3 separate regions of the Mus musculus genome follow, and regions 2 and 3 are each linked to region 1. Evidence: chromatin loops called from intact Hi-C (ENCODE). Cell type or tissue: left cerebral cortex. All regions are shown on one strand.

Region 1 (8,000 bases):
AGTCTTCCTATGCAGCTCAGGGTTGCTTTGAACTCCCAACCTTTCTGCCTCATCCTCCTGAGTGCTGAGATTAAAATGTGCACCACCACTTGGAAAATGCCATTTTTGGAGAAATCTATAAGCAGCAACAAACACATTCAAAAGAGGAACATATTTATATTAGAAACAGTTTTTCCTCTCTCCTCCTTCTAACCTTCCTCAAATCCACTTTGTCCACACAGAGCCAAAGTTAAATAGAAACCTTGGCTTCTGCATAAACAAATATAACAGAACACCAGTTCTGAGCCCTTGGACAGAAAAGAAAGAACAGTATCTCCAAAATGCACCAGTCTTCCACTCAGAACACAGCTAAGGCAGAGGATGCCCCATTTACAAACCAGAAGTGAGGGCAACGTTAGGGGGTAGAAATAGAACCTCCAGGGATTTTGACTTGTATATATGGCAAGTGGTCCCCAGTTGGGGGTTCACATACCTTTGTGTTTATAGTTTAACTCCCTCTTAACACCAGTACACACAGCCATTGCCCTCTTTTTAGTTCACATTTGCTGAAAGTCTCTGTGGGATTCATTTTTTTAATAATCAAAACACAAAGCCACCTGAACACTGAATCAAGGAAGCCACAGATGGAAGAGCTGGGCCAAGGATGTGGGTGCTGAATGTTCCAGAATCCTCAAATCTGGGCCAAAGATGTCTCAAGGAGTAAACATGCCTGCTGCACAAACCTCATGACATGAGCTTAAGCTCTGGAATCCAAATAGCCATTTCTTCAAAGTTTTCCTCTATCCCCCACATAGACCACACACACCCACACATAAAAACACAAAACACAGAATCTTATAGTGTGTCTTCAACCTGTGACAGGGATCTCTGTGCACTATACATATTCTCTTTTCTTCTTTTACATTTATGGATTCTGGATTCCATCTTATGTTTCAGCATATGGGAGACACAAGGGATGAAAGGGCTATTTGAGAGTCCTCTAAAGGAATGCAAAGCAGAAAGTACAGGGCAAGTGGCTTAGAAACCACACAGTTGATCCTACACCTAGCAGGACCCACAGAACCAAGATCAGGAATGGAAAAGATGGAGGAAGTAGGATGGTAAGAAGATGAGGCAACATGAGCCAGCAGGTAAGACAGGGCCAGAGATATTCTCTGAACCCCTTGAAATGTGATTCAGGAGCTAAGCACTCCTCCATTCACAGGAACTCATGAAAGAGCATACTCCTTCCTAAGATAGCCCTCCTGGGATACAGAACTAGCATTCATTTAAGATATTCTGATCCCCTTGGAAGTTGCTTGAAGCTACATACGATGCTTTAAAATGCCCCAGAAAATAGACCCAGATGCAGGTCACTAAGGAACACATAGCACATCTTGAAGATGGCCTCCTGGTGTCACCACTTCACAGAGAAGACCAGGCAATTTGGTTTTACTCGATGCAGATTCTTTTTTTTTTTTTTTTTTTTTTTTTTTTATTGGTGTTTTCTGGATTTTTGGTTCTGGAAGTCCTGAGAAGCTACTAAAACTTTCCTATAAGACCAACATAGGATTTCCAGTGCCAGGAAACAGATATAGGCACTTCAGAAATTCTTCCTACCCCAGAATGAATGAAAATCAACACCTACCATGATATAGCTTAGTGAGCCAGAACTCTTACAAGGTCATAAGAGCTCTTATAAAAAGGTGACATTCACTCTTTACCTGATGTACTGGCTGGTCTTGTGTGTCAGCTTGACACAAGCTGGGAGTTATCACAGAGAAAAGAGCCACCTCTGAGGAAATGCTTCCCTGAGATCCAGCTGTAAGGTATTTTCTCAATTAGAGATCACAAGTGGGAGGGCCCATTGTGGGTGGTGCCATTCCTGGGCTGCTATAAGAAGCAAACTGAGTAAGCCAGAGGAAGCAAGCCCAGTAAGCAGCACCCTCCACAGCCTCTGCATCAGTTCCTGCCTCCAAGTTCCTGCCTTGTGTGAGTTCCTGTCCTGACTTCCTTTGGAAATGAACAGCAATGTGAACGTGTAAGACAAATAAATCCTTTTCTCCCCAATTTGCTTTTTGGTCATGATGTTTTGTGCAGGGAAACAAACCCTGACTAAGACAGTTGACTTAGGTCTTGAGATACTAGGTTCCCAGCCAAAGAAGGGAGGCCATCCCAGGCCTTTACAGATATAGCATGAATATTATCAGGAGCCATTTAGGAAAAGCAAAAGGTTAGAGGCTAACTTTCCTGAAAATGGCCCAGCATTATTTTTACATGGTCTACAATAGGTGAGCTCTGAGAGGCAAGGACCCTAGAAACTTCATCCCAGGATTGCTTCTTGTTATTAATCTATCTCTTCAATTACTAGTACATAGCCTAACAATTCTTAGACATCAGCCTACCCTATTTGTGGGAAGCCGCAAATGCCATTACAAGATGGCGCTGGCTACCACTGGCCACCACCCATGATTATGGGTAAACAACCAATGTGCGCATGTGCATAAGAGTTTTTTTTTTGCCGACTCACTGCCTGGCCCGACGCATATTAATGAGGTACTGGTAGCATAACCAATCAGGTATGGACATGTCACTTCTAGGCCTATATAAGCAGCACCATTTCTGGGCTCAGGGTCTTTCGCCTCTGTAATCAAGCTCTCCCAATAAACGTGTGCAGAAGGATCTTATTGTGGCGTTGTTCTTGCTGGGGAGTCGGGCGCTCACACCTATTGGGCAAGTTTCCTGCAGATAAACATGGAGATGAATTTTCACGAATTAATGCTGTTTAGATGAATTAATAATTTGTAGAATTCCTGATTTAATTCAACTAATTTTAGGAAGAAATCTTTAGGAGATTGTCTTAGTTGTTTTGCTAAAAAGATGTAATAAAGTAAAAATCAAGAATAGAATGTGTCCACTACTCCTAATAGTAAGTAAAAAGTGCAGAGTAAGAAATTAAATGAGCTTTCATAATTACACTAAAAAGAGAAATAGGCTTGAAACAAATCTGTGTTCAAGAAAAAACATTCAGATCCAAGGATGAAGTCACAGGTGTGTACTGTGATAAGGCAAGGCCATGTAAAAACTGTTACTTTGAACTTATAATGAGCTTACTGTGTGAAACACTGCTTTGAACTTGTTATTGATACCTTTCTGTAACCCCCCCCCCCCGCCTTTTTTTGTAACATTTTAGCTAAGAGGTATTCTTTCTTATACAAAGAACTTTTTGTCAAAAAGCTATATAAGAAGCCTAAAGCAATAATAAATTTTAAAAAGGCTGGTGCAGACATTTTCTGCTTCACCTAGGGTGTATGTGTTGTCTGTGTAACTTCTTTCCTTTTCTTTCTTTTCTCTCTGATTCAAAAAGAGTTAATGAGCTCCAAGCCTCTCACCTGGCCAGGAGGTTAACTCACCCAAGAAAGGAGCTCTACCAATGCATCCTTTTACTTAATTCCCCCGCAGCTAAACATCATGTGTTAATAGCCAGACATTTGAGCTTATTTAAGTACAAATAATAAGAGAAATAAAAAAATGAAGTTTCCACAGCTCTTATTTAAGCATTAAGAGTTAGGTTTTCCCCAGACACTACTGTGGATGCCAAGAAGTGCTTGCTCACAGGAGCCTGATATAGCTGTCTCCAGAGAGGCTCTGTCAGAGCCTGACAAATACAGAGGTGGATACTCACAGTCATCTATAGGATGGAACACAGGGCCCCCAATGGAGGAGTTAGAGAAAGGACCCAAGGAGCTGAAGGGGTTTGCAGCCCCATAGGAGGAACAACAATATGAACCAAGCAGAGCTCCCCAGAACCCCTAGGGACTAAACCACCATCCAAAGAGAGACCCATGGCTCCAGCCACATATGTAGCAGAGGAGGGCCTTGTGGGGCATCAATGGGAGGAGAGGCCATTGGTCCTGTGAAGGTCGATGCCCCAGTGTAAGGGAATGCCAAGACATGGAAGCAGGAATGGGTAGGTGGGTGGGGGAACACTCTCATAGAAGCAGGGGGAGAGAGAGGATGGGATAGGGTGTTTCAGAGGGGAAACCAGGAAAGGGGATAGCATTTGAAATGTAAATAAAGAAAATATCTAATAAAAATTTTTTCAAAAAAGAGTTAGGTTTTCAGCTTTTATTGAAGCACGGAACAATGATAGTTATTAGTCCATATTTAAGCACAGAACAGTAATAAAGAGTTAAGTTCCCAGTGTTTAATAAAGCACAGAGGGTTAAGGAGAAAAGAAGCCATCAGCTTCTAGCCCCAGTACAGTTAGAGTTACAAGACCATCAGTCTTTTGACTGTTGTCCAACTCTGTGTTCCATCTCAGCTACCACTTCAAAAGGCTGGGGCAGTATCGCAGCAGAGTATGGACATGCTGGGTAGAGTCAGCGCTCACAGTCCCCAAACATTACATGTAGATGCTGATGCAGTCTGAAGGCACACTTTACCATGAAGACAAGGCCTCAGTCTTCTTTTAAAGAGAATGTGGTGTTTCGATGTGCCAGTCCAATTTGCTGCCCGAGCTTTCGTAATTATGGCCACAAGAGGGCATAATTGGCACCTTGGATTCCTGAACTCTAGACACCTCAGTGTTGGTGCCATCTCCTAGAAGCCTACACCAGGATGCTCATTCAGGCTAGGAGAGGATAGGGGAAGTTCCCTATCACATAGGCACAGCGAAACATTCCTTAGGAACAACTCAAGAGGAGACAACTGCCTCTCCTGTGCCACACTGCAGCTCAAGCATAAAGAGAAATCAAGTTGCTCTCATGCTTCCCATTTTAATCTGTCTTTTCCTGAGTCACTGTCTCCCTCTACTGGCACGTCCAGAAATTGCCTTTCACTAACACTGCCAGTTATCAATCTTTCAGCACCTGACCATGGGGCGTTCTCTTCAAGGCTCTTCTATCCAGTGAGTCACAGGTAGTGAGTGTGGTAGGACTCAGATCAGGAGCCCCTCAATCTCTTATCTTACTTGTTCTTTACAAACCACTCTGCCTGGGTGCTCTTTGCTCCATCCGGGACAGGAGGAAAATGAACAGCTTTGACTGAGGGAGGTGGTACCAAGGGGGAAGGAACTCGGAGTGATGATCAAGAGAATCCCCAGAGGGAGGAGTCTGGAGCCCAGGAAATTAATTTAAGGGTTAGACTTAAAGGAACAGGGCTGTAAGGGCAAAGACAGGAGACAGAACCTGCATCATATTGTCGCCAGCGGGGAAGATGGCTCTGCCCTGGACAATATTACTGGCTCTCTCTGGTATCTATGTCCAGGGAGCTCAGGCATGGTGTTCGGAAGAGGATACTCTCGAACTCGATAAACTAGTCAGTGAACCTGACATAGTGAAGTTTGCTTTGAGTGCATTCCACAAAAAGAGCAAGGATGAATATGCCTACAGGGTGATACACATCATGAATTTCTTGAAAGTACAGGTAGGTGATCTTGTCCACTTGCTGTTTTCTGATAAAGCAGGCAGGACACTTTTGTCTTGGCTAGACATTTGCAACCCATGGCTGAGTTACATATAAATCATTTGGCTTCATTGTTTAGAATGCTTTTCTAAGTTACATATTCTTTTGAATTAAGTTTACTCACATAAAAATTACTATGCAATATTATCCTGTTTTATGATAGTACTTACTTAATTAAAGAATACATTTTAGATCAGGCATGGTGGTATACAAATGTAGTTCCAGCATTTTGAAAGCTGGTACAGGAAGATCTGGACTTTGATGCAATATAATAATAATAATAATAATAATAATAATAATTCACAGAATAAGCACTTCTAGGGAGATCTTTCTATTGAACAAAGAAAATATTTACACAAAAATCCCATAGGCAAAGACTGAAGATATGTCAAAAGCACCTTTAAAAGTTTTTGCTAGCATATATTTATTATGCACAATAACAGATTTCATCATGACACTTCATAAATGTACATAATGTATTTTCACCATATTCGCCTCCCATTACTCTCTGTATACCCCTTCCATCCTTGCTTAATTCTTTTCTCATACCTTTTTGTATTTGTCTTTGTACTTTGTACATTGTTGCTGTTATTGTTGTTGTTGATTATGATGATAATCAAATGAGTTTAATTGGAGTTTCTACTGAAACATGCTCAAGTGATATTTTAGAGAAGTATGGGCAACTTACAAGCATATTAAAAAATTAAAACAGTTTGAGGGTTGCAGAGGGATCTGTCAGTAAAGTGCTTACCACACAAATATGAGGACTAGAGTTTGGATCCTCATCACCTATGTAAAAAGCCTGGCTCAGAGATGCACACCTGCAATCCCAGTGTCTGAAAGGCAGAGACAGAAAAGTCTGGAGAGGGCCAGCTACTGACCAGCCTAGTGTGAGTCAGCCTCAGCTTCAGTGACATGTCCCGTGTCAAAAGGTAAGATGGAGAGCTGCTGAGGAACACTCCTGCTGTCACTCTAGGCTTTATGCACACACATGCACAAACAAGTCATTGGAAAAAATGAGGAAGTGAAAGGAAGAGAAACAAAAGGTAGGCTGGGAAAACTTGCTGACTGTCAGGACAAGCTAACTGTCCTGAGAACCACCTACCAGCTCAGCTCCTTATCTCAGTTAATTCCCTTCTACTCTGGGTCCTTGGCAGGCTCACATAGCCCATTCACCAACATCCTAAAATGGTGATGAATCTCCACAGAATGTCCTCAGGATGGCAATGCTCATCTCCTAATGCCACACTATGGTCATGGGGGAGGATTCCTCTTTCCTCAACAGAGGAAGGAAAGGCAGAGGGCTTGTACAAAGCCGAGACCTCTGGAAATCTCTTTAGAGCACCTAGCTGGTCCTGTTAGGTCTCTTATGCTGGAACCTTACCTGTGAGCTAAGACTATGACTTTGCTAGAGACAGAGTTGGTCTTGTGGGAAGAAAGGATGGAAAGAGTGAAAGACTAGGCAAAGAAGAAAGGGGATACAGTAGAAGGAAGCAGGAGGAAGATTTCCGAGCTCACACTATATAGAAACTCACCATATGAACAAAATACCCATGAAAGGAGTTACAGAGACAACGTTTGGAGCAAAGATGAAAGGATGGACTATCCAGAGAATACCCCACCCGATAATACATCCCATAATCAGCCACCAAACCCAGACACTATTGCATATGCCAGAAAGATTTTGCTGAAGGGACCCTGTTATAGCTGTCTTGTATGAGGTTATGCCAGTGCCTGGCAAATACAGAAGTGGATGCTCATAGTCATCTATAAAATAGAACACAGGGCTCCTAATGGAGAAGCTAGAGAAAGCACCCAAGGAGCTGAAGGGGTCTGTAACCCTATAGGTGGAACAACAATATGAACGAACCAGTACCCCCAGAGCTTGTATCTCTAGCTGCATATGTAGCAGAAGATGGCCTAGTCGGCCATCACTGGGCAGAGAGGGCCCTTGGTATTGCAAACTTTATATGCCCCAGTACAGGGGAATGCCAGGGCCAAGAAGTGGGAGTGGGTAGGTAGGGGAGCAGGGTGGAGAAGGATATAGGAAACTTTGGAATAGCATTTGAAATGTATATAAAGAAAATGTCTCATTAAAAAAAAAAAAGAAAGAAACTCACCATACAAGCTATCGTTCTAATTCAGTGTGCTGGTGAATAGTGACTGTAACGTGAGGATTTTCTTAATGTAGGTCAAATGACAGCATCCTGCAGATCTAGCTTTATCCCGTTGGGCTGAATTATCAGCAGAGCCAATACCCTACCAGAGCCTGACCTCTGGGAATGTAGGTTAGTTCAGGCGCCTACTGAGAGTGAAACCGAGGTTTCCTTTGGTTGAATAGAATATGAGGATTTGAGTTAGATGATACACTAATGGTATGTGACTCAGCCTCTAATTTCCCCTAGCCTCTACCAGACTGCCTCCTCCTAACCTTTAACTCTCTACACTAGAGACCATCCCCTCCAAAACTTTTCACCTTTAAGAAGGGAATGCTAGACCTTGGAAAAACTCCACACTCAAGAGAGAAGCCAGGTCTCTCCCAGTATTGAGACAAG
Region 2 (8,000 bases), 180 kb after region 1:
AAACGTTGCCTTTATTGTTCTAAAAACAAATGTGGCTGCCACAGAAAAAGGTACCTCTTTTCTTGCTGAGTACTTTCTCCAGGTCCTTATGTGTGCTGGGTCCAACAGGAGAGAGCCTAGTGTTGACTGCAGAGTGTTTGCCTGTGGCCTATGTGTGGAGTGCATTTTCGTAGGGCAGGGATAAGAACAGCAAAGGAAAAGGTGGGTTGATGGATGGGGGAGGGGGTGAGGGAGAGGGAACCTTGACAGGGTAGGGTGTAGGGGACAAGAACCTGGGGGAGAGCAGAAGGTTGAATTGGAGGATGCTAGCAAGAGAGAAATTAGAGTGGATTGTGGAATGGATATTGAGCAAAGCTCTGAGAACCGTGTTAATTCATATTCATACATCCCCAGAGTGGCAGGAAATCAAGAACCTGGAGGTCAACATCATTGTTTTTGCAATTTTGGAAAATTAGGGTAGAGTTTAACAAATTTAATTCTTTTGATTCCAGGGCATTTGTATCAAGTTCACCCTTGGGGGACAATGTGTGATATTTAAAGCTCAGAAACTGTTTCTTCCACTCTTCTTCCCTGTGTCTCTTCCTAAGGGGCCATGTTTACTGTTCTAGGATCTTGGTCAACTCAGCATGGTGGAAACCTCACTTTGCTATTTCATAAACTTTAATAGCATCTCAGCCTGAATGCCTTGAGTCTCATTTTGTCACCAAGTCTGTAGTACTGGTTTGACTGCTCTAGATGTGGCTTTGGGGCTGTTACTTCATGGGTGTGATGGGCCAAGACATAGGTTCTATCATAGGTGGACTAGGTCTACACTAGAATACTACATGAGGACTCTAACTCTAGGGCAAGGCCAGATTGTCTTGTAGCCCAAGATGAAGGCATAACCAGTTGGTTTAGCAGCCAGGGAGAGGAAGTGTAGGTTTATTGATGCAAAATTCCTCATTTCAATCAATCAGCTTCTTTGGGCTTCACTGGCCAGAATTTAATCACGTCAAATCAAGTGACAACTCAGACTGAAGTTTTAGGTGGATCTTTTGTACTTACAGTTTCTGACATTCCCTCCCAGCGTCTGCACTTCTGGTAGGAGCAGTGTTTAGCTGTCAGCTGACTCTTCACATCACTAACTCCCATTTCAGGTGTCAAGGGCAAAGCCAACTGTCAGGTGCATATACATATAATATACACATATATGTGTGTATGTATACACACCACACATTAAGGGTGGGCACAGGACAGGTGCTTCCCAATGTTTCAAGGATTCTAGTGAGGATAGGGCTGCCACCCACAGGTCTGGATTCCCCCAAGTTCACACTGGGGAGGAGCTCAGCCTCCCACCTCTATAGGTGCTTCCTACCATGTTGTCTGCCTTTCACACTCCTCCACCCTTCTCAAGATTTAGACATATCAGGCAGAAAAGCAACATATTTATTTGTCAAGTTCCAGAAACAGGGTCTCTACTGAGTAAGTAGAAAAATAGAAAGTTTACTACTTTTAAAAGGCAACTATGACAAACCAGTATATAACCAGGAAGGGGATTCTGGGAGTCCAACATCCAGTCTGCAGTGCTGCTGTGACAACAAAAATGAACTTGTGTTCTCCACATCCTGAGATTTGAGACTGGCATTTCTCTGCAGAGCTGGGCTTAAGCTAAGATGCCTCGGTCACCCCCACTAGCTGGCCCAGTCCTGGAACCGGAAGCAGTCACTTGCTATCTTCCACACCGTGTTACTGGGTGACGCCTGAGCAGTCAAGATGAAGTTCTGGTTGAAGTCCCGCTGTTTGTTGCCTTCAAACTTCACTGTTCCACAGATGACCACAAGCACGGTGGTCTGGCTTGGTGTAGCGTCATCATGGACAGGCTGGCAGTCTACCACGCTGATTTGGAACTCACTGGAAGGCAACATCTCAAAAAACTCACTCAAGGATTCTTGTCCTGAAACAGCATTTCCATTCCATACTAAAGTGGCTGTGCCCATGTACAGGCGGGACAGCAGCCGACGCCGCTTATCCATAGTCGTGTAATAGACATTGACAAATTCCTCTGCAGCTCTGCAGGCCTGGTCCACATAGGTCTTGAAATCTACTGATGCCATCTCTGGTTCTGCTGACAAGAGGCCTCCGCCTGAGCGCCTCCTCCTTAGGGATCCAGGGACTGTAGGACAGCAAAGGTCAAGTGAACACAAGTGAATTTCAAAGTCTATTCTGCCGTGAGAAAAGTTTTCTTTCAAGTTTTAATTTTTAAAATAGTGTTTGTGTGCATGTGATTTGGTGCATGCCATGGCTCATTGTAGGTCAAAGGAGACCAGGCAAGAGTCCTCTCTGCCTGCCTACCATGTCTGCCTACCATCTCATGCCTCCGAGGAATCAAAAACTCAGGTCGTTAGGTTTGACAGAAAGCACCTTTACCCATTGACCCATCTAGCTCCCAACCCTATTTTTCTATAGGTAACAGAACATTTACATACTACAGGCAGATGACTTCAGGCTCAGACTCAAGCCTATTTATTTTAAAGGCAGGGTCATGATATATAGATCTGGAATCAAAGGCAGTCAGCTCAATGGCTACCTATTTCATCTTTCCAATCCTTAGTTTCCTCGAGAGAGAGAAAAAAGAAAAAAAAGGAACAGAAAATTAAACTAGACAGTGCACCACCACATCCAGCACTGAGTTAGGGACTTTAAGTCAGGAGTGGTGGAGCACACTGGAGAATCTGAGACAGGAATTGTAGACCAGTCTGGGCTAAATAGTAAGCTTGGTCAAAAAAAAAAGTCCAATATGTTCACCTTACAATGGGTTTTAAAATCCATTTATAATTATTAAAGTACATTTGATACCTGAAGTCTGCTTTCCTAAAAGCGTGGATAGGTGTGACTGCCCCTAGGCAACCAGGGTGTGGCTCATCTTAGTAAAACCTGTGTCTCCCGCTGTAGAAGTGAGTGGTTACTGACCCAACAAAGGAGAGCAGGTGCCTGTATGGGAAAAGACTACCATGAAATAATCCAACAAGGACCCAGAAGATGCAGGGAATGGCATATTTCTCAGGAGAGTGGAGGACAGTGGTTACAATGCCCATAACAAGTAAACCCAAGACTAACTAGAATTTATGTCTTCAGCATTAATGGCCACCATTTAAGACCAGCAGGGCCATGACACCATAGCAGAAAGGCTCTAGCATTCAAACAGTCTCAGGGAGATTCCGGAAGATCACAGTTCCTTAAAACATTAAAGTTCCATCACATAAGCAGCATGGCTTTTCTTTTTACAACAGGAATGGCTGCTAATTTTTTCTATGGTTAACTATTTCCACTTAAAAGAACCTAGTACTGATCAATATTACTGAAAATAGGACACAAGTAATTTATATTATTTGCCAATTTCCAGAAACAGGGTCTCTACAGAGTAAGCTTAAAACTTTAAGCTGTGAACACATGCTTTTTCATTTCAAGAGCCTTTATTATTTTATTGAGACACGTTCTCTCTATGTATTTCTGCCACTTCTATGTAGACCACACTGGCTTTGAACTCATGACATCCGCCTCTGCCTTTTGTGCTGGGAATAAAGGTGTGCACGACCATGCCTGGGCCAACATTTTTTTTTTTTTGGTTTTTCGAGACAGGGTTTCTCTGTGTAGCCCTGGCTGTCCCGGAACTCACTTTGTAGACCAGGCTGGCCTCGAACTCAGAAATCCGCCTGCCTCTGCCTCCCAAGTGCTGGGATTCAAGGCGTGCGCCACCATGCCCGGTTTCATTTTTTTAAGCTTATCAGTTTATGAACGATGGATTCCACACAGAGCAAGGAGGAAGCTGGCCCTATAGATGAATTCGGAGCCAGCTTGATACTGCTCTTGCCACTCTCTCACCAAGGTCCTCCGACTCAACAATCAATCTGAAGTGCTGTTTGCTTAGTAGTTTAGGTACATTCCCTCAATCATCATTGCACAAGTCACTGTAACAACTTTACAAAAAGAGTTACAAACTTACTTGCTTCATTCTACGGAAGCAAGGGAGTCAGAGCTATGCTTACTAAGTTCCAGGATTTTTTTGAAAGCAGTTCTATATGAAAACAGCTCTAGGGATGCTGGCTTAACAATGTTCTCCAAGGTAACCATATTTCTCTGTCCAACCACCTCATCCCCACTTCTTTAGGCCACAATGCTTCGCCCTAACATTGGTCACGCCCCCAAAGATGATCACCCCTATTTCTGGTCCTCAGCTACCCACAGAACCCGGTCATCTTTCTCTCTTAAGGAGAGAGCAGTACGACCGAAACATAGTAGAGTGAGAGTCAGAAAGATGCTCCACTCCCATGGTTCATACTGTAGTTTCCTGGAGTTGGACCTCAGAAACGGCAGCCGTGCCCCGGGCCTCATTTCCAGCTGGGAGTCGCTTCTTACATCCCCCGGCCCCAAACTGCTGCTCTCCTCCGGGTATGGCAAACTCACCGCCACGGTTCTGCACATAAAAAAGCCTGATGCCAGGTTGCAGAGACACCACGTGGAGGAAAGGACAACATCCATGTCTTATTGAGCCTAAGAAAAGGGAAGAGGTCCCTGGTGCCGCGGCGTTGCCAGACGGCCAGGCAGGAGCGCTCACTTACCTGCTCGATCTCGGTCAGCGCCGCCAAGGCGACTCGGTCCCGGGTTCCGCCCCGGTCGCGGTCCCGGGCCAGAAGAGTTTCTCTCCTGTTCTCCTCTTCCTCCCAGAGGCTCCGCCTGAGAAGCCGACGTCCAGGAGGCGAGGAACGGTTAAGCGCCGGTAGTGGCTTCCCGCGCGCCGCAAGCTGCAATGTGCGCAGGCGCTAGCATCCCGGTTCCCGTCGACTCCCGCCTCCCCGCGACGGGCAGCTACGCGAGCCAGTAGAAAACTTGGCTCCGCCCAGGTGTGGCGGCAAAGACAGTGTAGGTTCCGGGTTAGGCACTATCCTAGAAGATCCGGTTGAGGGAGCTCTGATTGGATGTTGTGGAGAGGGTGGAGTCAACGCGCTTAGCTGTGGAAGGCTTGGTTAATAAGAGATATCTGTCTTTGCTAGATCTGGCTCCCTTCTTCTGTGTGTGTTGGGATGATATCTTGTGGAGACTCGTGAAGCTTCAACGTGGAGCTTCACTGGTTGATGCTAACTAGGGAGACAACAGCATGGCTTCAATAAGGCTCTGGACTGAACCCAGCACATAGACACCCGTAGTGTAGGAACCCGGTGGAAGGCTAAATCTGAGAGTCTGTGGAAGTCCTTGTGGTCAAATATGGTCAAATATCTTAGCTGAGCGCACCCTTCCTAAGGTGAAGCTACTTAGAGTTGACAAGCAGATGAACTTATAAGAGAACAAATTTTAGTCTAGTGAGAACTGAGGTCGAAGAGGCGGGCAAGGGGACAATGGTAGTTGACTTTCTATGCAGTGCAAATTGAGTTTCCTGCTGGCTCCAGCTGCGGCGCAGTACCACCTCATTTAAGACACTGAATTTGTTTTAATCTGGAGCTGTCTAGATACCTAGCATAGAAATGGAGCCATTTCGCGTGGGAAATTGGGAAACTGCTTCGTGTATCAAAACCCAAAGAGCTAACTTTGCTGAGACCTGATTCTTTGCTTCATCTGCCCGGCTAGGAGAGCTGTTTGTAAGTGGCTTTGTTCAATTAAGTACTTTAATCTGTATTTTGTTACCAACCTCTCGGCTCCTTTTGCTCATGTTACTAAGGGAACATTTGTTTTTAGATTTAAGAAACGAGAATGGCTGTTCAATATAGGTCACTTCCCACTGGAGTTAAGTGAGTGAAAAGTTTTCATTATTGAAAGAATTAAGTTGGAGTCTGAGTTTCAAGGATGAATAAGTGCCTTTGGAGCAGTAGTTACACAAAAATATGTAGTAAACCTGGGGATAAAGTAGTGGTAGGTCCCAGGACTTTTCCTGAGGGAGAACTTGACCTTTATTCTTTCAGTAGCCCTTGAATTTGGGAGATTAGAGATGCCTCTGATTCTAAAGGACTGGCCACTGACACAGTTGAGCGTATTCGTCAAGGTTCTCTAGAGGATAGAATCTCTCTCTCTCTCTCTCTCTCTCTCTCTCTCTCTCTCTCCCTCTCCCCTTCCTCTCCTCCACCCCTCCCCCCTCTCCCTCTTTCTCTCCCCTTCCCCTCCCCTCTCTCTCTCTTTCTCTCCCCTCCCCCTCCCCCTCCTCCACCATTCCACCACCCCCATATTAGTCAGGGTTCTCCTTGCCTCAATCTCCTGGCATTAAAGGTGTGTACTACCTTGTTTAGCCTAAACTTTTCATGGCCACTATGCCCCAAAATCTCCATGCCAAGATGCAGGTTAGAAACTTGTGTCTTCCAGCCTCAAGATCTGGATCACAGGTGTGTCCTCCAATTCTGGATTGTAGTTCATTCCAGATATAGCCAAACTGACAACCAGGAATAACCACTACAATCCATCCCTTGTCAACTTGACATAAATAATATCTCATGTCCAGACCGTCAGTGAGTGTTAGGACTGTCACCTTCAGTGTATGTGTGAGTGTCTGTGTAATGGTGGTTGAACACAAGGCCTGCTCAGCATGCTAAGCAAAATCTTTGCCCACTCTTCAATTTTGGACTTGGCAGTTTCTAGAGTCAGTGTTGAAAGCTGGGCATACACATAGTTACTTGCAGCTTCAGCACTGTGTCTTTTGGGTATCATCAGTGTGATTGTGATGTGAGTTTGCCTACCTGGTAACCAGCTGCCTCCTCTGTAAAGCACGAACACTAATAATATTCTTGGGAAGAGCTTCACATGGGTCTCTGTCCAAATTAGCATCCAGAAATAGAACTGAATTATGTTTTATACTTTATGTACACAGTAACTTCATTTGCCAACAGTCCTAAGGAAATGATTGGCTTTTACATTTGGAACAACCATATGACAGATCGGTGGGATTTGTTACCCAATCACATGAGCAGTTTTGGTAAATGATCCTGGCCTAAGCAGCTGTGGAGCGGTGTTCCCATTTGCTACATGGAGCCAGACCAGGAGGAAGAAGGACACCATCTGGTCCACACACAGAGTTGGGCCTGATTTATAGATCTTAAAATCTGTCAACACGCTTGCTCTCCTCCCCTACTGTCAGTGCTGTTCCCTGGGATAGAATTTTAACAGCACGTTTTCAAAGCAGCTCTGTGACTTGAGGTCAGTGTAGTGTCTGGGCAGCTGTGTGTCAATTACACTGCCACCTGAACTGCATCTGTTTCTTCTTGTCTCTTGACCTGGGCAGGCCCATCTTAGTTCTGGTGGGCCAGGGTGATCTGAGGCTGTGTTTCAGTGAGCTCATTTAGGGACTGAACTGTGGGAGGCTATGGTGGGCCATGGAAGATGTACAGTCAATAATGCCAGATAGTGTTTTATAAAGTCTATCCTCTGCCTTCTCGATTGCCAAGGAAAAGAATGTAGACACCTGAGAATGTTGCTTCTGTAGACATTACATGGAAATGCTCCCTGTGATGGTGCTGTTTGCCTGAGAAGGTTGTAATGGCTGCTGTTGATTAAGTCTCAGGTGCACCTTTTCCTAACTCTGGTACCAGCCACCTGAAATGAGGGAAAGGGTCATACATGGCTACAGAGCCTCTTTGTGTGGTCAAAATGGGACATCTATATCAGTATTTGCAAAGTGCAAGAAGCCAGTTTTGGCTGATTTAAGTCAAAAGGTCTTTATGGAAAAGTTGCTAGTAGAGTAAACAACAGGGATTATGAAGGTAACTCCTAGGGTCTATGGACAAGACTGAACAGCAATTGCTTAAAGAGATGTGTACTGTTTAGATTTTTTTCTTCTTGTCAGCTTGACATAAACTAGGGTCCATGCTCACCTGAGAAATGTCTTCAAAAGATTGTTCTGTAGAGAGCAAAACACTCACACACATACAATGAAATAAAATAAAAGTAGAACTTTAAAGAAATATATTGCCACATAGGCAAGTTTGTGGGGCCATTTTCTTGATGATGATGAAGGTATGGTCTAGCATAGATGATGTTACTGC
Region 3 (8,000 bases), 310 kb before region 1:
ATTACTTGATAAACATTCTTTGGCATATTAGTCATTGTTATGGGCAGTTTTCCCTCCCTAAATTGCCTCATGGTCTCTTTTATCCATCTATTTTTGAATGTGTCTGGGCCCAATCTTGTGAAAACCACCTAAGTGTAGCCACAATAGTTTTTAAAGCAATGTTTCTTTTATGCCAAGTAGAAATAAGTCAAGAAAAAAGTGATGCATCACCCTGTATCATCAGGCCTGTGTCCTCTCCACAAACCAAGCTGTCTTCAGTGTCTTCCTTGATTAGCAAAGTAAAAGCAAGGGAAAACTAGAACACCCAAGGTAATAACTTCTTTTTAATTTCTTCTCAAGTTTCAAAATATTAGTTCAGAGTTAACTGCCTTATATATAAGTCAAAAAGAACATGGAAGTTCATGTCTGTGGAAGAACTAGAACCTAGGGGAGTGCCATATTTAGAAGCCTGAAACATATTTCCACCAATGCAGGGAGAGCTCCTAAAATGGGTAATGGTATTGTGTACTTTTGCATCTCTGATATTAGAGTGATACCAGGAGAAGCAATTTCTATTAACTACGTATATTTGTACTGCATAAAATTGTATGTTTATAGTAGTTTTCTAAGGGTCATGTAATAATTACAATTTAGGGTGCATTCTGTGTCCTCTCAGTCCATAACTTCTCATCAACTTCATTCAGGTCACCTTTCTATCCTGTATACATTACTCTTTCAACATTGGTGAAATTTTACTTTTATTTTGTGACTAACTCATTTGACTTCTTTTTCTATGTGGCCACACATTTAAAAGTATCCACTGGAGCCTTACAAGCTCATTAATTGTTAGAGAAATGAAATCAATGCCTACTTTTCTTTCAAATCCAGCAGTATCTCTACATTCAACAGGGAAAAGTAATACCTCTTGAGCCTATTTGTGATCCATGATTTAGTACTGTTCACAGAACAATCTTTTTAGGACCCTTCTTTGAAACAAAATTTCAGGAAACATCAGCTTTTTAAAATCATGACTGCAAAACATAAATAATGCTTGGAAGATTGTATCTGGCAGCTGTTTACTTTATGTTCAGATTAAACATTCTGTTTTTGTTGTTGTTGTTGTTGTTGTTGTTGTTGTTTTTGGTTTTTTTGTTGTTGTTGTTTTTGTTGTTGTTGTTGTTGTTCTAATTCTCTGATGTTCCCTGATTTTTTCTGGGTGGTAAAGACATTCTGTTTAGAGAAAAATAATCACATCTTATTTGCTTTCAATACTTTGATCAACAATATATTCACTAACCAAATAAGTCTGCCAAATAACCAGGACACTTGCTCTGCCTTATCTACAGAGGCTTATGTAATGTTACCTTTTTTTCTTTTTCAGATAATCCACTCTTCTCTTTCATTGGAGTTTTCTGAAACCATGGGAAAACATTAGAAAATACTGTTGGTTATATACTTTTTTATATTTTTGATTATTTGCAAATTTCTCACCATGTTCACCAGTCACTATCACTTCATATTCCTTTCATATCTATCCTCCCAACATTATGTCTTCTCCTGAAAGCAAGAAAGTAAGGAAGAGAGAGAGAAAGAGAGAGAGAGAGAGAGAGAGAGAGAGAGAGAGAGAGAGAGAGAGAGAGAGAGAGAGAGAAGAAGAAGGAAGGAAGGAAGGAAGGAAGGAAGGAAGGAAGGAAGGAAGGAAGGAAGGAAGGATTAAAGAAAGAATAAAAGAAAGAAAGATAAAAGTAGACCATGATAAATTTGTGTTGTCCAGATAGTTTTGGTACATGGTCACACTTTTAGGGTCTAGTCCACTAAAGACAAAAGATCATTTTTCTTCTCCATAATAACCCCCTACCACAAGCCATAATCTGTGAAGAGCTGTACTTCAGAATATTTATAATAGTTTTAAGTACTCTCACCAATGATTTCTCATATGGACTGCTTCCTTTTACTTTTGGGCGGTCAAGGTGGTAGGGAATTTTTCAAAGAAGCACTCAGTGTCTCTCATTCACCATTAGGAGACCACCCTTATACATATCACCTCAAAAGAAACCTACATGTCCCTAATATGAGAACAGATTATGGACTTTCACATGGTTTTCAACAATACCTAGATGAATGACAAGGCTTTTGCCAGCAGCATGGTTCAGCTGAAACAGTAGACAATGTTTCTCAGCTGTTGCCACCTCTAAATTGAGTTTTGCTTCCTTGGGCCTACACTAGTGTACTCTCTGTGAATAAGTGGAAATATTTCCTTAGGTAGTTGTTTGAGATTTGAAGTACTATAGATGCTTTAAAAATCCAGGGTCCCTCATTTCAATCAATGTCTATACTTTCCCTAATGAATCTTGGCTGGGTGAGTCCTTATCCACAGAGGATACTTAGTTGCTTAGTATACAGCCTGAAATTTATTTGGAGATATAATAATCTCTTTTCTAATGAATTATTTGCTGTGACTTAAGATTACACATATTTTTCTTACACAAAATACACATCTCCTTTTTTATTTTAGTATATACTTCCTCTTTTTCACTGTAGACATGGAAAAGAGTTGAGAACAATAACCTTTTCAGAGAATCTTTGCTATACATGTCAAAATTTCCTCTGCCTAACACATTTATTCATTTCTTAAATTTTAGATACATTCTAGCTCTCAGGACAGGCTGAATATGCCTGAATATTTGAGAGTATGTACCTAGAATAGACTTGATCCCATTTTCCAATGTCACTGTTGTTTTGCTCTGTCATCTGTTTGATGGGGCTCTTACCATTCACAATTCTCTGAACATGTTTTTCAAAATTCCAACTACTATTAAGCTTTACTCCAGCATCTGAGGATTTTTCTAGTCTCACAGTTGGAAACTCTTGCACATTCCTAACAAAGACTAATTGTAAACAACTAATAACCAGATTCTCATATTTATCATAGCAATGTCCCTAATCTTTCTTCACTGGTATGATAAAATCTACCAAAAAAAGTTTAAAAGACCTAAGCAACAGCTTATTTTTATTTAATGATTTTCTTCAGGTTATTGTCAAATTTCCCAAATCTTCATACATATTTTATAACTTTAAAAAATAGTATAATCAACATGTGTCATCCAACACATCTTTATCTTCCTTAATGAGAATTGTAGCATGAAAAATAAGACTAGGCTTGGAAATATTAGCCAAGTACTGTCTTACATTACATTATTGGAAAAATTGAGGTCTTTATCCAATAGCCACAGACTTAGTTATAAATGGCATTTATGATTCTTCATCATACTGTTAACTTCATCAAAGCCCATCTATATAATAGCACTTGACCATAAGAACATTTAAACTTTTACTATCAGAATAGAATATAGAAAATGTTAATTTCTTTACTCTATAAAAACATATTTTAATTTATAGTTTATCTTTATTCTTTAACAACAAAAACACCCATAAATTCTCTGTGATTGCCATTGCAAATACCTCCAAATATTTGGCCTAAATAATAAATCTGCTAGCATATTCATGTTTACCAAACAAATAATTAAATTACAGGTTGAAGCCAGCATGTACTCTTTTACTGCTTCATATTCATTGCAGGTAGAATTCAATGGATTTTGATCACTCATGCTCATCAACAGTTAATACTATCTGAAGAAATCAGCATGTTTTTTCTATTAATAATTAATTTTCTATTAATTAATATGTACATATTTGCAAGAGTTTCCTAGTAGTAATTACAGGTCTTTTTAATAACACCTTATAATTTAGGATATTTTCAGTTTATACTTGTTTTAATTTTAACAATGAGAAGTCCTGATAACTTAAGACAGTTGATATTAAGTTCCATCTAAGTTCTATACTACTATAATAATGCTTTGTTCACAGGATTATTGTGTTTGTTTCTTTAAACTTTATTTGATCTTAGTGATTACACCTCAATGAATTCACATTTCTTGTCATCCTTATTTCCTTTTCCTTTTAAAACAGCTTCTGTTTTTATAATTCATCTTTTCTCCCTGGAGTACTACTTAGAATGAGTAAGACAAGTCCTCAGGCATGCTATTGTTAAGGATTCCATCATGTCTTCCAACTTTAGCCTGTTCTATGACACTACATGTCTAATATATATGATCACTAGAGTTTGTACTTGAGTTGGACTTTGGTGATGAAAAGAATCATTTTTAAATTCTTTTTTAATTTTTATTTTTTACATTTCATATTCCATTCCCCATCCCCATCTACCCTCTGACTGTTTCATATTCCACACCTGTGGAAAGCCGCACTATACGTGCGGTCACTAGATGGTGCTAAACCTCCATCGTGCCAAACCAATCTCTTTGTCTAGATCAGGCTCTTGTGCGCAGGTCCAAAGAGCAAAAGCCCGCCAAAAAGTCACCAGCCCATTTCCGGGGCACCAGTCCATCTCCCAGGGCACTAGCCCAACCCCTGGGGGCTATAGCCTATCCCCAGGGTGCATGAGAATCCTGAGTTAAGCTACCAGTCCTAGTTAAACACGTCACACCTTAGGGTATGTAAGCCACTCACTTTTCTGAGCCTTCTTTGTCTACCTCAATATATTATGAAGTAAAGTTAACCACGTAAGGATCTGTGTGTCCTATGTGTGTTCCTGCGGGCGGGGACAAAGCTCAGGATACACACCTCTGCCCCCCCCCCCCCCCCCAACACACACACACCCTGTCTCTATGTAGATTCCCACACAGCCTTCTCTACCTGAATTCTAAACTCTCTGGGTCCTCCAGTGTCTTGAGGGTTAGGTACATCATCTCTGAATGAACACAGAACCAGAGGCCCTATACTGTATGTGTGTTGAAGTCCTCATATTAGCTGGTGTATGCTGTCTGATCAGTTTTCCAGTGTTTGACAGACCTCGGGAGTCCAGATTAATTGAGACTCTTGGTCCTCCAACAGGATTGCCCTTCTCCTCAACTTTTTTAATCCTTCCCTAATTCAACAATAGGGGTTAGCTCCTTCTGTCAATTGATTGGAGGCAAATATCTGCATCTGATTCTTTCAGCTGCTTGTTGGATCTTTCAGAGGACAGTCATGACAGATCCCTTTTTGTGAGTGCTCCATAAACTCAGTAATAGTGTCAGGCCTTAAGACCTCCTCTTGAGCTGTATCCCACGGGCCTATCACTGGACCTTCTTTTCTCAGGTACCTCTTCATTTCCATTCATGTAATTCTTTCAGATAGGAACAATTATGGGTCAGAGATGTGGCTGTGGGATGGCAACCCAATTGCTCATTTGATGGCCTGTCTTCCTGCTGAAGGTGGGCGCTATAAGTTCCCTCTCCCTACTGCAGGGTGTTTCATCTAAGATCTTTCCATTTGAGTCCTGGAAATCTCTCATCTCCCAGGTTTCTGGTGCTTTCTTTGGGGTACCCAACCTCATATACCCTGATGTTGTCTCCTTACATTCTTTCTGTTGCCCATCAGAGCTTCAGTCATTTTCCCTTGGGAAGAAACCTGTGTTTGTGGAATATTAACCACCATCACAAGAATTATTCCTTTCAATCAGGTCATTTGAGAAAATATTTTATACCAAAGACCCAAGTACATAAATTGAAAGTGATTTTGTTGCTATTTTACATACAACTTCAAGAATAACTTCTCCGTGCCCTGTAAAAGCATTTTGATGAAAGAATAAAGAAAAATTACTATGTATTTAGCATCAAACTAGAACATAAATTACCAACCAAAAATCAATTTAAGACTTCATACTTATGACTTAATAATATTTAAAATTTACATATTTGTCAGGTAAAATTTTATTCTAAACAGAAATGATGTAGTCAAGATAATCACTGAAATTTTTCTTATTTACATCTCTTTGTAAATATAAGTCCACTGTCTTTAAACTGAAAAGCCTGGGGATAAAAATGAGGGGACTTATGATAGTACTGGAGTGCATAACAATACAAATACACTTTAGGGTTATAGAGAGAGAAAACTTGCCTAATTATTTTTAACACACAATTCCGAAGGGTTATATGAGTTCTTTACCTGATACAATAAATTGAATGTAAAATTGATGACAGTGGAAAGTCAAAAACCTAGTTTACTATAAAACATTAGAAGTATTAGCTAAGTATATAAGAAACTATAATCAATTTCACATTATCCACAGGAGAGAACAGATTATTAAAAATTGACTTGAGCAAAGATTTATCATTTAAAAATGAAACTAAAATGTACATGGGATAAATGATGAAAGAATATTTCAAAAAAGTGTTCAGGGCAAATCTCACATTTATTCTATTATCTAAGAAAAAAAAGAATGCCAGGATTATAATAAATATGGCTATCTTGATCTATACTACACAAGTTATATTATAAAAGTAGTTTCTATTGAGAGATGTTTGCTCTTTTTAACAATAACAACATCTTACCAAAACTAATATATCCAAATAAAATGAGCCAACATTTCCATGAGAGCAGTGAGATTGATTGCTTTGTTGATTTGTAAGCTATAGTTCATACTAAGGAGGAGAGCATGAAGCACCAGAGCCCCCTCATGTACCCCCTAAGTCAGGGAAAATCATGAGAACAGTAAGTCTCAGAAGAGTCAAGTAAGTCACATGGGATTCCATATTAATTATTCTTTTTTGTATTAATTATTCTTAGTTGCAGTTAAACCATAAGGAAGATGTGACCCCACTAATTTTGTGGTTCTTATATACTGTGTCCCTCATAAATGTTTAATTATTTAAATATTTTGACCCATGTAGATTTGTAAATGGCTACAATGAAGTGACCATTTTGGATTCTGAGTGTCATTAATCAAACAAAGCAAAACAAAGACATGAAAAAAAATCTCAATAACAATAAACCAAACTATAACATAGTCACTGGAATTTTTTGAGAATATTTTAACTAGAATTGGACAGAAGGATCAGAAAGCTACCAAGCCTAAGGTCATGCTGAACAGATAAATAATGGAGAATAATAAACTTTTATTAATTTTATTATTAGTTATATACCCCAACATTTCCTTAAGGGAGAACCCTTGTGGGTATCACACACCACTTGCTCATCAAGACAGTTCAAGACTAACTACATCCTCTCCCACTGAAGCCAGTTGAGCATGACCCATTAGGGAATACACAGTCAGGCAAAAGATTCAGGGACATCCCCCACTTAAGGTGTTGGGAAACTCACATGAAGGCCAAGTTACACTTTTACTATGTATGGGGGAATCTAGTTCTAGCCTGTATAGTCTCTTTGGAGTGTCATTCTCTGATATTCTCAAAGGGTCTATGTTAGTTGACTCTGTTGGTCTACTTATGGAGTCCCTGTCCTCTTTGGGTCTTTCAGTGTTTGCTCTAACTCTTCCACAAGACTCCCAGAGCTCCATATAATGTTTGATGATAACTCTCTGCATCTGTTTCAATTTGCTGCTTGATGGAGTCTCTCAGACACAATTATTCTAGGCTTCTGCCTATAAGCAAAATACAGTATTATGAGTAGTTTCAGGGATTGATTATTGCCCGTGTAATGAATAAGTGTTCAATCTTTCACTCAATCTCTGCTCTATTACTTTCCCTGCACACTTTGTAAGCAGGGTGTATTTCAGGTCCAAGATCTTATAGATGGGTTGCTGTCCTTTTTTTCGCCTTTGGAGTCCTGCCACTTCAGGATGTATATTCTCCACTGCTGTGATTGCAGATACAGTTGCCCTTAAAGATTCCCTGGGTCTTACCTCCATCCCAGGTCTCTTTCATATCCTAGAGATTTTCTCCCTCACCTACACTCACTATAAGTAACTCTACCTCCTTTCTGCCTTCCATCCACAACCAAGTTCTCTCCTTCCATCAATCTCCAATAATTGTTTTATTTCTCCTTCTGAGAAAAATTTCAACATCCTCCCTTGGACCCTTCTTATTATTTGTTTTCTTTGAGACTGTACATTGTAGCATGATTATCCTGTTCTTGATGGCAAATATACACTTTTCAGTGAGTATATACCATGCATGCCTTTCATGACTGGGTTGCCTCACTAAGGATGATACTTTCTAGTT

Evidence for each region. A loop is a pair of places that touch in the nucleus more often than their neighbours do. Peaks named below come from ENCODE experiments on the same cell type or tissue, not always from the same donor. Only the 100,000 strongest peaks of a DNase experiment are listed, where the experiment ranks them.
Region 2: it touches region 1 in a loop (2.5-fold over the local background); 2 of 42 quality-filtered maps call a loop at or near these places.
Region 3: a loop joins it to region 1, with 6 times the contacts of the local background. A loop is called at or near these places in 2 of 42 quality-filtered maps.

The regions. Positions count from the first base shown.
Region 1 is chr2:148,848,077-148,856,076 of GRCm38, reverse strand. It overlaps Cstdc2 (cystatin domain containing 2), which reads left to right and starts at 5,143. Exons shown (of 3, transcript NM_029960.3): 1 at 5,143-5,406. The coding sequence starts at 5,197. In left cerebral cortex, CTCF peaks have their summits at 4,562 (motif pointing right) and 4,768 (motif pointing left); a DNase peak (open chromatin) is centred at 4,693; H3K4me3 peaks cover 217 bases.
Region 2 is chr2:148,669,434-148,677,433 of GRCm38, reverse strand. It overlaps Nxt1 (NTF2-related export protein 1), which reads right to left and starts at 4,819. Exons shown (of 2, transcript NM_019761.6): 1 at 4,599-4,819; 2 at 1,408-2,152. The coding sequence starts at 2,093. The coding sequence ends at 1,671. In left cerebral cortex, no CTCF peak of the experiment used is centred here; a DNase peak (open chromatin) is centred at 4,874; H3K4me3 peaks cover 1,902 bases; H3K27ac peaks cover 1,055 bases.
Region 3 is chr2:149,154,899-149,162,898 of GRCm38, reverse strand. No RefSeq gene overlaps it. Among named protein-coding and RNA genes, the nearest start is that of Gm1330, 160 kb to the right of the region's middle. In left cerebral cortex, a CTCF peak has its summit at 4,243 (motif pointing right); a DNase peak (open chromatin) is centred at 4,295.